Linked DNA regions of Homo sapiens: regions 2 and 3 are each linked to region 1. Evidence: chromatin contacts called from ENCODE Hi-C or POLR2A ChIA-PET data. All regions are on one chromosome and are shown on one strand. Each heading gives the region's core, a stretch centred on a gene start or an enhancer-like site at or near the end of the contact. The rest is flanking DNA. Distances are from core to core; before and after follow the strand shown. Region 1 overlaps TPRG1 (tumor protein p63 regulated 1). Region 2 overlaps TP63 (tumor protein p63). Region 3 overlaps TP63 (tumor protein p63).

What was found. Hi-C counts contacts between places; a loop is a spot of excess contacts on that map. ChIA-PET counts read pairs that join two places held with the same protein, here RNA polymerase II (POLR2A). Pooled maps may share reads with other maps.
Region 2: a map of PC-3 shows a loop between it and region 1 (2.6-fold over the local background). The contact joins two enhancer-like sites. A Hi-C loop is called at or near these places in 1 of 168 maps with a recorded cell type or tissue (PC-3), 11 of 37 single-sample maps with no recorded cell type and 10 of 50 pooled maps.
Region 3: a loop to region 1 is called in a pooled map, with 2.6 times the contacts of the local background. The contact joins two enhancer-like sites. A Hi-C loop is called at or near these places in 2 of 168 maps with a recorded cell type or tissue (PC-3 and PC-9), 1 of 37 single-sample maps with no recorded cell type and 9 of 50 pooled maps. POLR2A ChIA-PET finds 5 or more read pairs at or near these places in 1 of 52 experiments (activated T-cell).

What each region holds. Positions count from the first base shown.
Region 1 is chr3:189,272,565-189,275,678 of GRCh38, reverse strand. The region is part of intron 4 of TPRG1 (tumor protein p63 regulated 1); the gene reads right to left. Among named protein-coding and RNA genes, the nearest start is that of TPRG1-AS2, 34 kb to the right of the region's middle. RefSeq lists an enhancer at 2,555-2,744. Within about 2 kb of position 1,783, at least 4 of the 41 ENCODE cell types and tissues checked have a DNase peak (open chromatin) inside an H3K27ac peak, as active enhancers do; they include PC-3, where a contact is called at or near this core.
Region 2 is chr3:189,683,924-189,687,376 of GRCh38, reverse strand. The region is part of intron 1 of TP63 (tumor protein p63); the gene reads right to left. Among named protein-coding and RNA genes, the nearest start is that of TP63, 54 kb to the right of the region's middle. Within about 2 kb of position 1,341, at least 5 of the 41 ENCODE cell types and tissues checked have a DNase peak (open chromatin) inside an H3K27ac peak, as active enhancers do; they include PC-3, where a contact is called at or near this core.
Region 3 is chr3:189,764,820-189,768,139 of GRCh38, reverse strand. The region is part of intron 3 of TP63 (tumor protein p63); the gene reads right to left. Among named protein-coding and RNA genes, the nearest start is that of MIR944, 63 kb to the left of the region's middle. Within about 2 kb of position 1,544, at least 3 of the 41 ENCODE cell types and tissues checked have a DNase peak (open chromatin) inside an H3K27ac peak, as active enhancers do; they include PC-3, where a contact is called at or near this core.

The DNA of each region.
Region 1 (3,114 bases), core at 534-3,033:
TTGCCCCAATCTCTAACTTTATCACATCCACAATACCTTCATTATATTCAAGCAAAACCACATCTGCTGATTGTTCTCTGAATTTCTTTCCTGACCATATGGCTTTATTCTTGCTATACCTTCTCCCTGGAATAGCCTTTCCCTCTAACCCTTTCTTCACATCCCAACTTCCCACCTGTTACTATCTTCCAAAGGTCTCGTCTTATACTATTTCCTTTGTGTTGCCCAGATGCAGTCACAACTGTATGAATTCTCTTTATTGTCAATTCGTCTCCACTGGCATATCCTTATTGCACCTTATAATATAGCTGTATATATACTTGACTTATCCTTGCTACTAGAGCATGTAGTAGTTATAGCAGGAACTGTGTTGCTTGGCTCTATATGACTAAAACATCTAAAACAGGGATGTACACATATTCATGCTCATTGCATGGTTATTCTATTAAGATTGTTTGGATCTGTATTGAAATAACACTGTATGTATGCTGTTTGTTGTTTAAGTCAAGTTGTCAAGTAGAAGATTGATTTGAAGTTCAGCTAAAAAGAAAAAGGCCTCAGACTTCACTGCAGGTGATTCTGTTCCCTTCTACTTAGAGCAATCAGAAGACATAAATACATGCAGTGCCTTAACCTCAATAAATATTTGATGAATGCATGGTTTTGTGGATTACAATTGTTAGTCAATAATGACTTCATACACACACACACACACACACACACACACACACACACACACACACTCATTACATTATCAAGAAATGCCCTTGGGAAAACTTAGTGATTCTTGTTTATTATTTATTTTTATAAGAAAAAAAAAGCACAGGTCAAAATTCAATTTAAGGTGGGAATTAACTGTTCATATGCTTTTAAATGTTATCAAAATTAATTGATTATCTTCAAATGTTTTTAAATTGGTAAGAAATACCTATTTCCAAGTTGAGGGACAAGCCTCACCTTTTTCAGTCTAGGGAAAAGAGAGAAGGTAGCAAATCCTGGAGATTATTTTGCAAAAATTTGAATCAGTGGTCAAAGTTTACTGAAAGTACATTAGAAATTCTGTGCTCTGATACCAGAGTCACAGAGAAGTCTCAGTGCTACTATCTGGGCCCTACCCTCGATTACTACTCACCCTACTACACACAAGAGTCATTCAAATCCCAAAAATCAGGGAAGTCACCGTCCCTTTTAGTCTAAGTTCTTATTTAAGTTCTGTACAATATAAAAACTCCCAAGAAAGAGTGGCTTTGACTGTAAAATTTTATCCAAACAGGCTGAACAAACGGCAATTACATTTTTCCCAATCCAGGAAAAATAATATTTTATGTAACTGGACCTAGAGACTAGATTGCATATTCCATCGTTAAGAGATTTCCCTCCAATGATAGTGAGATAACCCACTCAGCCAAAATTTTCATTTCATTTTAGCTCTAAGAAAATTATCAGAGCTTAGCTGAAGTAGGTGGGAGTAATGCCTATCCCATTTCTCACAGGCTCATCAGACTCTGAGGTCAGGGTCATTAGCCTTTTTCTAAAAATCACTCCATGGATCAGTGAAAAAAAAAAAAATCTGGGTTCCGAGAAGTTAAAAGATAAAGAATTTGAGGTATTAAGACAGTTGGGGTACAAAATAGCCTGTCATGAGGCCATTCAACATAATTTTTTCACTGGCTTCCAGACAAATACAACATTATTTCCACATAGGAGTGGGCAGACACTCCCTTAGTCATCTTTGTTGTCCTGGTCAATGGCAACATACCTGGGGGCAACTTCCAATGTGCCTGTGTACATTCACAATTTCTGTGGGTTTCTGTAAGCATGCTTTTCATTTAATGATTGTTGAGAACATTTCAGGCACAAGCTAAGGGACAGACCAATATAGGCCTATGGCTTGGAAGAGGGGTAGAGTGAGACATGAGAAAGCCCAGACACAGGGAGAATAAAGCACTGATTTTCAACTCCAGGCCAACCAGGGATGAGGAGAAATAAAGGAGGAAATACTGGGCCAGAGCTATCAAATGAGTGCATTCACTGCTTTTTTGGAAATTCCAAAGACTAAATAACATGACAGGATGCTATTTGCATTCTCTACTATGGCTAATAAATTAAACTTGTCCAATGTTACGTAGGGACAATATCAGCAAAACTGGGATTAGAACTCAAGTTTCCTGAGTCTACAACTTCCTGTCACACTGCCTGTCGCATACTCTAAGCACAGTTAGCCTAGTGAGGATGGGAATGAAGGACATAAAAACTTTTGATTTTCAAACTCTCTGCAGTATTTTCCCTGCCTCCTCATCTGAGTGAGGTGCATTTCTCTGCATGGCCACAGTTTTCCATGTTTAACTCCAGCAGCACTTGCCACATCATACTGGAATTGAGATTTTACTTTTCTACCTCTCCAGCCATACAGTAAGCCCTTAAAAAGAAAAATGTTAGCTCTGGAGTGTTTGACAAGTAATAGGAAGTAAATAGTAGTTGAATTAATAAATAGATTCTTGATTCTGTATAGCTACAGAATAAAATACTAGGACCAACAAGTGACAGCTTCAAGAGGAGCTGATTAGAGGAGCTGATTTTCCCTCAACACATTCTAACTAGATTCTACCAGAGTCAGAGAGGCCGAGCAGGAAGCAGTGGATTCTCTTTCACCAGAAGCCTTCAGAGGCTGGATAACCACTTGTCAGGATCACTGGAGAGAAAATGCCTGCTTTGGATGGTCTACTCTTTAGTAATCTATGGCTATTCCATTACAGACCCCAGACCCCATCAGAAATAGAAGAGTCTCTAGCACCACCTTTCTGTAGCTTGGAGTACTTTATAAATGTCTATCCTTGTCTGAGCTGCCTAGTGGACCTACTGATCCTATTTAGTATTGAGCCTTTGTAGAAAAGAAAGAGAGGGAAGGAAGGAAGGAAGGAAGGAACGAAGGAAGGAAGGAAGGAAGGAAGGAAGGAAGGAAGGAGAAAGAAAGAAAGAAAGAGAAAGAAAGAAAGGAAAGAAAGGAAGGAAGAAAGAAACGAAGGAAGGAAAGAGAGAGAGAGAAAGATAAAGAAAGAAAGAAGAGAAGAGAAGAGACTTGGCAGAAGAAGTCTGTGGTTGGGAAGTCAGCTT
Region 2 (3,453 bases), core at 92-2,591, 410 kb before region 1:
GTGTTTTTCCATTTCTTGTCTTGGTTTTCCCATCTCTAAAATGATGGGATTGGATTGTATTAAAAGAAAACTTTGCATTTATGTGAAAACTCACCTAGAAAATAGCAAAACTATGTACCGTTTCATCATAACTGAGTCAAATCAAGTGGAGCTGATTTGACCATGGACTTGAATGATCTGGGTACTCCAGACTCTATTGAACCTAACTGAAGACAATGGAGCTCATTTTGCCCAACTGTGTACAGATCTGTAGACCACTTCTCCCTTATCTAGAGTGCTAATTTTCAATCCTTCATTCACCCAACCACCAAGGACCTCCTCTTCCTAGCATTAAAAACCCTGACCCTTGGCCAGGCGCGGTGGCTCACACCTGTAATCCCAGTACTTGGGGAGGCTGAGACAGGTAGATCACAAGGTCAGGAGTTCAAGACCAGCCTGACCAATATGGAGAAACCCCGTCTCTACTAAAAATACAAAAATTAGCTGGGCGTGGTGGCAGGTGCCTGTCATCCCAGCTACTCGGGAGGCTGAGGCAGGAGAATCGCTTGAACCTGGGTGGCAGAGGTTGCAGTGAGCTGAGATTGTGCCACTGCACTCCAGCATGGCTGACAGAGTAAGACTCTGTCTCAAAAAAAAAAAAAAAAACCCTGCCCCTGCCCCCCACCCCCTGAGTAAAGTTCTCAGTGAATTATTTTACTGGTGGTATGTTCCCTTATCTGGCAAGTTTGTAAACTTTGCTATCATTTTTTTAAGCTCTTGGGCATTATTTATTTATTTATTTATTTATTCTTTTTCCACTGGGTAGACTCTAAGTTCCTGTCTCTTTCCAGTAGTTCATGAAATTATGTTTCTAAGAAAGCCTCAGTCAACAGCCACCTACCATTCACTTTTTGAAAGCCAAGATATGAGGGTCCATGATCCCCAAAAACTGGAGACATCCTGTGATGCCACATCTTAGTTTCTTTGAATTGCTGGCATTACCACCCTGCCTGGGAGAGAGCTCTGTTTCCAGCCATTCTTGTTTAAGACACTTCTTACTCACTCACTGTCTTCTATTGCCAGCTTCAGTATGAAGGAGGAGAAACTGCAAAGACAGAATCTAAAATATAAGTTTTGTCTCATAAAAAGAAAACAGGTAAAAGTTCAAGGGACAAACTCAAAAATTAGTGATCAGGATGGAGGCCTGAACCTGGACACCAAGAGTACACATTCCTCTGTGCTTTCCTTTCCCTCCGGAAATGACGAGTCACAGCTCTGCACTCTCTTCTTCTTTACTTTCTGCCACATAATCAAACAATTTGGAGAACTTTGAGCCAAACTCCTCATTTTACAAGAGAAGAAACTGTGACTCAGAAATATGAAGTGCAGTACTCAAGACAGCTACTTAGTGCAAAGTCAAGGCAGAAATGTAGGGTTTTCTGATTCCCAGAGCAAAGCAGTACTCTTCTCACCATTTTATCCCCCTTCTCTTTGTTCATTTGTTTCTCAGATAGTTCCCTTCTTTTAAAAAGCTCATATTGTCTCGGAGTTGTTGTTTTAAGAAGGAGAAATATATTACCTCTGATTCACATCCTACATGTCTGGGGTAAGATGACTGGAAAGATACAATTGCGTTATTGCTATAAAATAATGCTTTCAAATTTAATATCAATATTGCTATCAAATTTCTAATTCTATAGAAAAATCAGCTGTGAGAGAAAAAGCTTTCTTTTCTTTTTCCTATTCTTCCTCCTTTCTTCCATTGAACACACATGTATTGAAGACTTGCTACACAAACCAGTTTGGGAAATATAGAGTTAAAACCTTTTATGCCTTGATGGAGTTCACAGGAAACCATATGTTATGAGAGAGGTTTAAAGTAAGTGCTACAGAAGCTGGCTGCGGGAAGCTTCATCTTGACTGGGCCTTAGAGAACAAAAGAAGCTAGGGTGAAAAGAATAAAGGCAGGAGAAGTGAAAGAAGAGTAACACTGAGGATGAAAAAAGGAAAATACTGGACTTATCCAAAACTAAGTGAGGCAGAGGAAGAAACAACCTGCAATGCAGGGCAAAGGGAGAAACATCAACCTAAGAAGAGACAAAAACCTCTCCAGTCCATTTGACTCTGCCTTTATCAACTCTAACCCAACCAAGCCCCTTAGCATCCTCCCCATGCCATCTCCTGCCACCACCTTGCAATCTCCTCCTTTTTGAAGTACTTTTGGTATTATGGTAATCTACTCACTGATTTCTGTCTTTGGTTACATTTAGAATACTCTCATATTCGTTTAGAAAAAGTCAGAATTTCCACCACATTCTATTTGTCTATTCTCATTTATGGTTTGTCTAGGGTCTGCCATACTTTGTAGTCTTCCTTTTGCTCTTTCACTTCTTTTCTAAACTATTCTACTCTATATGTATTTGTTTGATTATATCTATTACACAAATAATATATAAGTATATCCTTGGCCAGGCACGGTAGTTCACACCTGTAATCCCAACACTCTGGGAGGCTAAGGCGGGTGGATCATCTGAGGTCAGGAGTCCAAGACCAGCCTGACCAACATGGAGAAACCCCATTTCTACTAAAAATATAAAAAATTAGCTGGGCTTGGTAACGTATGCCTGTAATCTCAGCTACTCGGGAGGCTGAGGCATGAGAATCGCTTGAACTCGGGAGGCGGAGGTTGCAGTGAGCCGAGATTGCACCACTGCCCTCCAGGCTGAGCAACAAGAGTGAAATTCATCTCAAAAAAAAAAAAAAAAGAAAGAAAGAAAACATAAGAAATGCATAGATCAATTCTATATCCCTTGACATCACTAATAGGCATCATATTTCTCTTTTGCTCTAATCTACTCTCACTTCCTGCCCTTAACCTTCAGGTACACTAAACTACTCAAAATTCTCAGAACACAGTCTTATTCATACTTTTACGCATACTTACATGCAATTCTCCTGTTCTGAAATTCCCTCTGTTATCTTTTTTGACTTTGTAAAGTGGAGTTGATCACTATTTGAATTCTTTAACCCTCAAAACTCTCTGTTCAGATGTCCACCACAGCATTTATAATGTGTATGATGATTAACTATCACTCTTCCCTATAGGATGTTAGGTTTTAAAGAACTAGGTTTTGAAGAATGTATCTTATTCAGCTTCATATTTCTGGTACCTAGAAAAGTGTCTTACATACCATAGGTACCAAATAAATGTTGAATTACTGAATTAAAGAATAAAGAATGAAAGGAAAGTATTTCTTTTGAGTAATCTCTGTAATCTTAAGGTGTTGTTATATTTGTACAGAAAATCCACATCATGCTGTGGGTTTTCTCTTACCCACTCACACCTTGTATTACCGTCATAATGATATTTTACCAACTGCTTTCCTGCAGTTGCTGAAGCTGCAGATGTCCAGGGTGTAATCAAACCTTGTTAGTTTTGAACTTTGAATGTAAAACCTTACTGAATCTATTTTT
Region 3 (3,320 bases), core at 295-2,794, 490 kb before region 1:
AAACCCCTAAAACCTAGAGATGGTTAGTTATTCATACACGCGGGGGGTTTGAACACAGAGCCTGAAGTACCTAGTTCTTAAAATAAATCTCTAACAATAAAATGCTACTTCATTTGTTTTACGTGATGTGCTGACATATTGTATGTGATTTCACATATGTATTATTATTCTAAAATCCTGGATTAAATATCAAATATTTAGATTATTGTAAGTGACGAAACTGACACTAGAGAGGGTTAGTGACATGTGTCAGATCACATCACTAAATGGTAGAGAATTCATGACTACAATCCAGGGTCCAAAACTTCTAAGGTAGCTCTTTTGTCTCTGTACAACAGTCTGTTTATTGAGATATTTGAGTCTGAACATTCTTTTCTCCTGTAATTAAGCCATAAGATGATGACTTATTTCTATTGTCTATCAGACAATTTAGTATCCTACACTCTATATGGTAAAACTTGAGACTCACGGTTTTCCAACCATGAGCTCCTGTTTAGCTGAACTTCCTGATGAGTATGGCTGTTTCATCATATTGTTCCAGAGGAGTTAGAAATGAAAATCAAACTTCAGATTGATTCAAATTCTGGGGATATCTTCAAATACGAAACTAGCAAAGAAAATGACTATTCCATTCTTGGCCATTCAGATTTTAGCCAGAGAAAGCGAAATTGAATTTTTATAACACTATGAAAAGCATCCTGATTCCGCTGCATAAATTGAAAGATTGGTACATGTTTACTGGTTTTTCCCCTTCAATGAATTCAAACCACAAACTATCCCTATTTATTTAATAGTACCTATACACAACAACAAGAACATGTTATGTGAGTTATTACTGTTCATGTTTTTTTTTCTTTCATGTAGAACTGCTGGATGAGAAACTGGTTCAAATAAAATAAAAAAGGAAAAGAATCCACTGACATCTGTGATTGCCTAAGATGCTAATAAATAATAAAGATAAATTTTGAAGTATATACTCTACAACCATTACATTTTTCACCATAGACGAAGAACCTTTTGTTTGTATGAAAGCAAACAAACAAAAAGTTATGGGGAAAGATTTGTTATATGGCAAGATTTGTGGAAATACGTGATTTTTATACTTTGTTCCACAATTTATACCTTATTTAAAGTGCCAGCCAAGAAAATATATACTTAATATTTCCTAAAATCACTCCCAGGCTGCAGGGTGAGGGATAGGAGGTGTGCAATAAGGAGGAAAGATTTCATCCAAAGAGTTTAATCCCTGTCACTCCAAAGAACAATTGCAACCAAGAAAAGTATTTTCTTTAAAAGGAGAAAAGCAACTGTTGCCCTAATTGTTTCTGTTTTTGTTACTGTTGCTGTTTCAAAGTGGTAGGTAGGTTTGTGCATTTTTTTAAACCAGAGAAAAGATTTTATGTGCAATATTTACCACTGTATTTTTTTTAAACATGATTTATGTTTTTAGCGAGGTTAATTTTCAGAAGAAATCTCAATGAGGAGACAGTCTGGAGAAAAGACATTCCAATGAACTGGTTAGGCAAGTAGTTGTTTGGAAAGAACACTGCCTGCAGGGCTTGCGAGGAAGACAGAGGCAGCATGTTAGAGAAAGGAACAGGAGAGTAACAGAAAGAGTTAGGAACTTCTCCTTTCACCAACTCCAGACAGTATTCACATTTATGACTGGTCTTTATTAGTGTAATACCTTACCACCCACCCCACCTCCACAGAAAAAAAAAACCTGATTAGGAAGTATTTATTTTTTCAGATATGTAAATGTAGCTTTTGTGTTTGGGTTTTTGCAATGCTCACCCCCGATCCAAGGACAGAAAGAAAGAAGAGACACCATCAAACTCTTTAGATTCCACGCTACAGCTATTATTTAGAAAGAAATGTTGTTTTACACTATTTCATACAGTTTACATTTGTTTATATATGCTTTCACTAGTTATTATTTTTTTAGATGAGGTCTTGCTATGTTGGCCAGGCTAGAGGGCAGTGGCTCCATAGCACACTGCAGTCTCAAATTCCTGGGTTCAAGTGATCCTCCCCACTCAGCCTCCCAAGTAGCTGGGACTACAGGCATTCACCATTGCACCTGTGCACCAATGTTTCTTAAAAACCTATTTAGATGTGCTGGGTGCCCACCATAGCCACATGGAGACACAAGAGGAATCCTAGCAACATAGAATTCAGAAGCAAGAGCATGGAGATTTATCCATTACAGACTATAAGAACACTGAGTATTCACCTAGCCCAACTCCGTGCTTTCACCCATAAGGAAACTAAGCCCAGAGGGGGAGTTATCTGTTCATGAACAGAAAACAATTAGTGGCAGCAGCATGAAGAACAGAAGCCAAGGCTCCTGGCTCCTAGGCCAGTGCTTTTTCACCAAACTGCTGTTCCTTTAAAAATGCAGAGGACAGGCCGGGCGCGGTGGCTCACGCCTTAAATCCCAGCACTTTGGGAGGCCGAGGTGGGCGGATCATGAGGTCAGGAGATCGAGACCATCCTGGCTAAAACGGTGAAACCCTGTCTCTACTAAAAATACAAAAAATTAGCTGGGAATGTTTGGTGGGCACCTGTAGTCCCAGCTACTCGGGAGGCTGAGGCAGAATGGCGTGAACCCGGGAGGCGGAGCTTGCAGTGAGCCAAGATCCCCCCACTGCACTCTGCCTGGGCAACAGAGTGAGACTCTGTCTCAAAAAAAAAAAAAAAAAAAAAGCAGAGGACAGGATATTTACAAAGCCCCAAATTGAAAACCCCAATTTTCCTTTTTATGTCAAAGGATTTCCAAAGAACTTAATGTTACTTGATGAGATTAATTCTTGGATCTCAGGGGGGAAAAAAACAATATACGGGGATACATTTGTTTCTCATATCAATTAGTCACAAAACTGATTTTTTTTTTCTGCTCTATATTCTCCTTAGTTTTCTATCAAACCATAAAATCTCATCAAGCAGCTGAGTTGTCTCTTTTCCTAAACAGGCTTATTGCTAAAAAGTGAATAAAATATCTTGGTTAAATGGGAAACTGGCTGCATCTATTTAATTCAATAGCAAAGATGGTTTCTGCTGATTCCTTTCATCCAGGGCAGCCAACATCACTAAATCCACAACGCTCCAATAAAGCTTTGATTACAGAAAAATCATCTGATACCCCACCCAGACATCTAAAAGAGTTCTTTTTTAAAAGCCACATTTTATAAGCCATCTAGTTCTAATTTTAAGAAAAGCAGGTAGGAACATTTACTAGAACAAAGTGCGCTCCATTCCAGGACAAAGCATGGGTCTTATTTCTAGTTTATTTTCTGATTCATTACGCTGTGCCGCCGAAG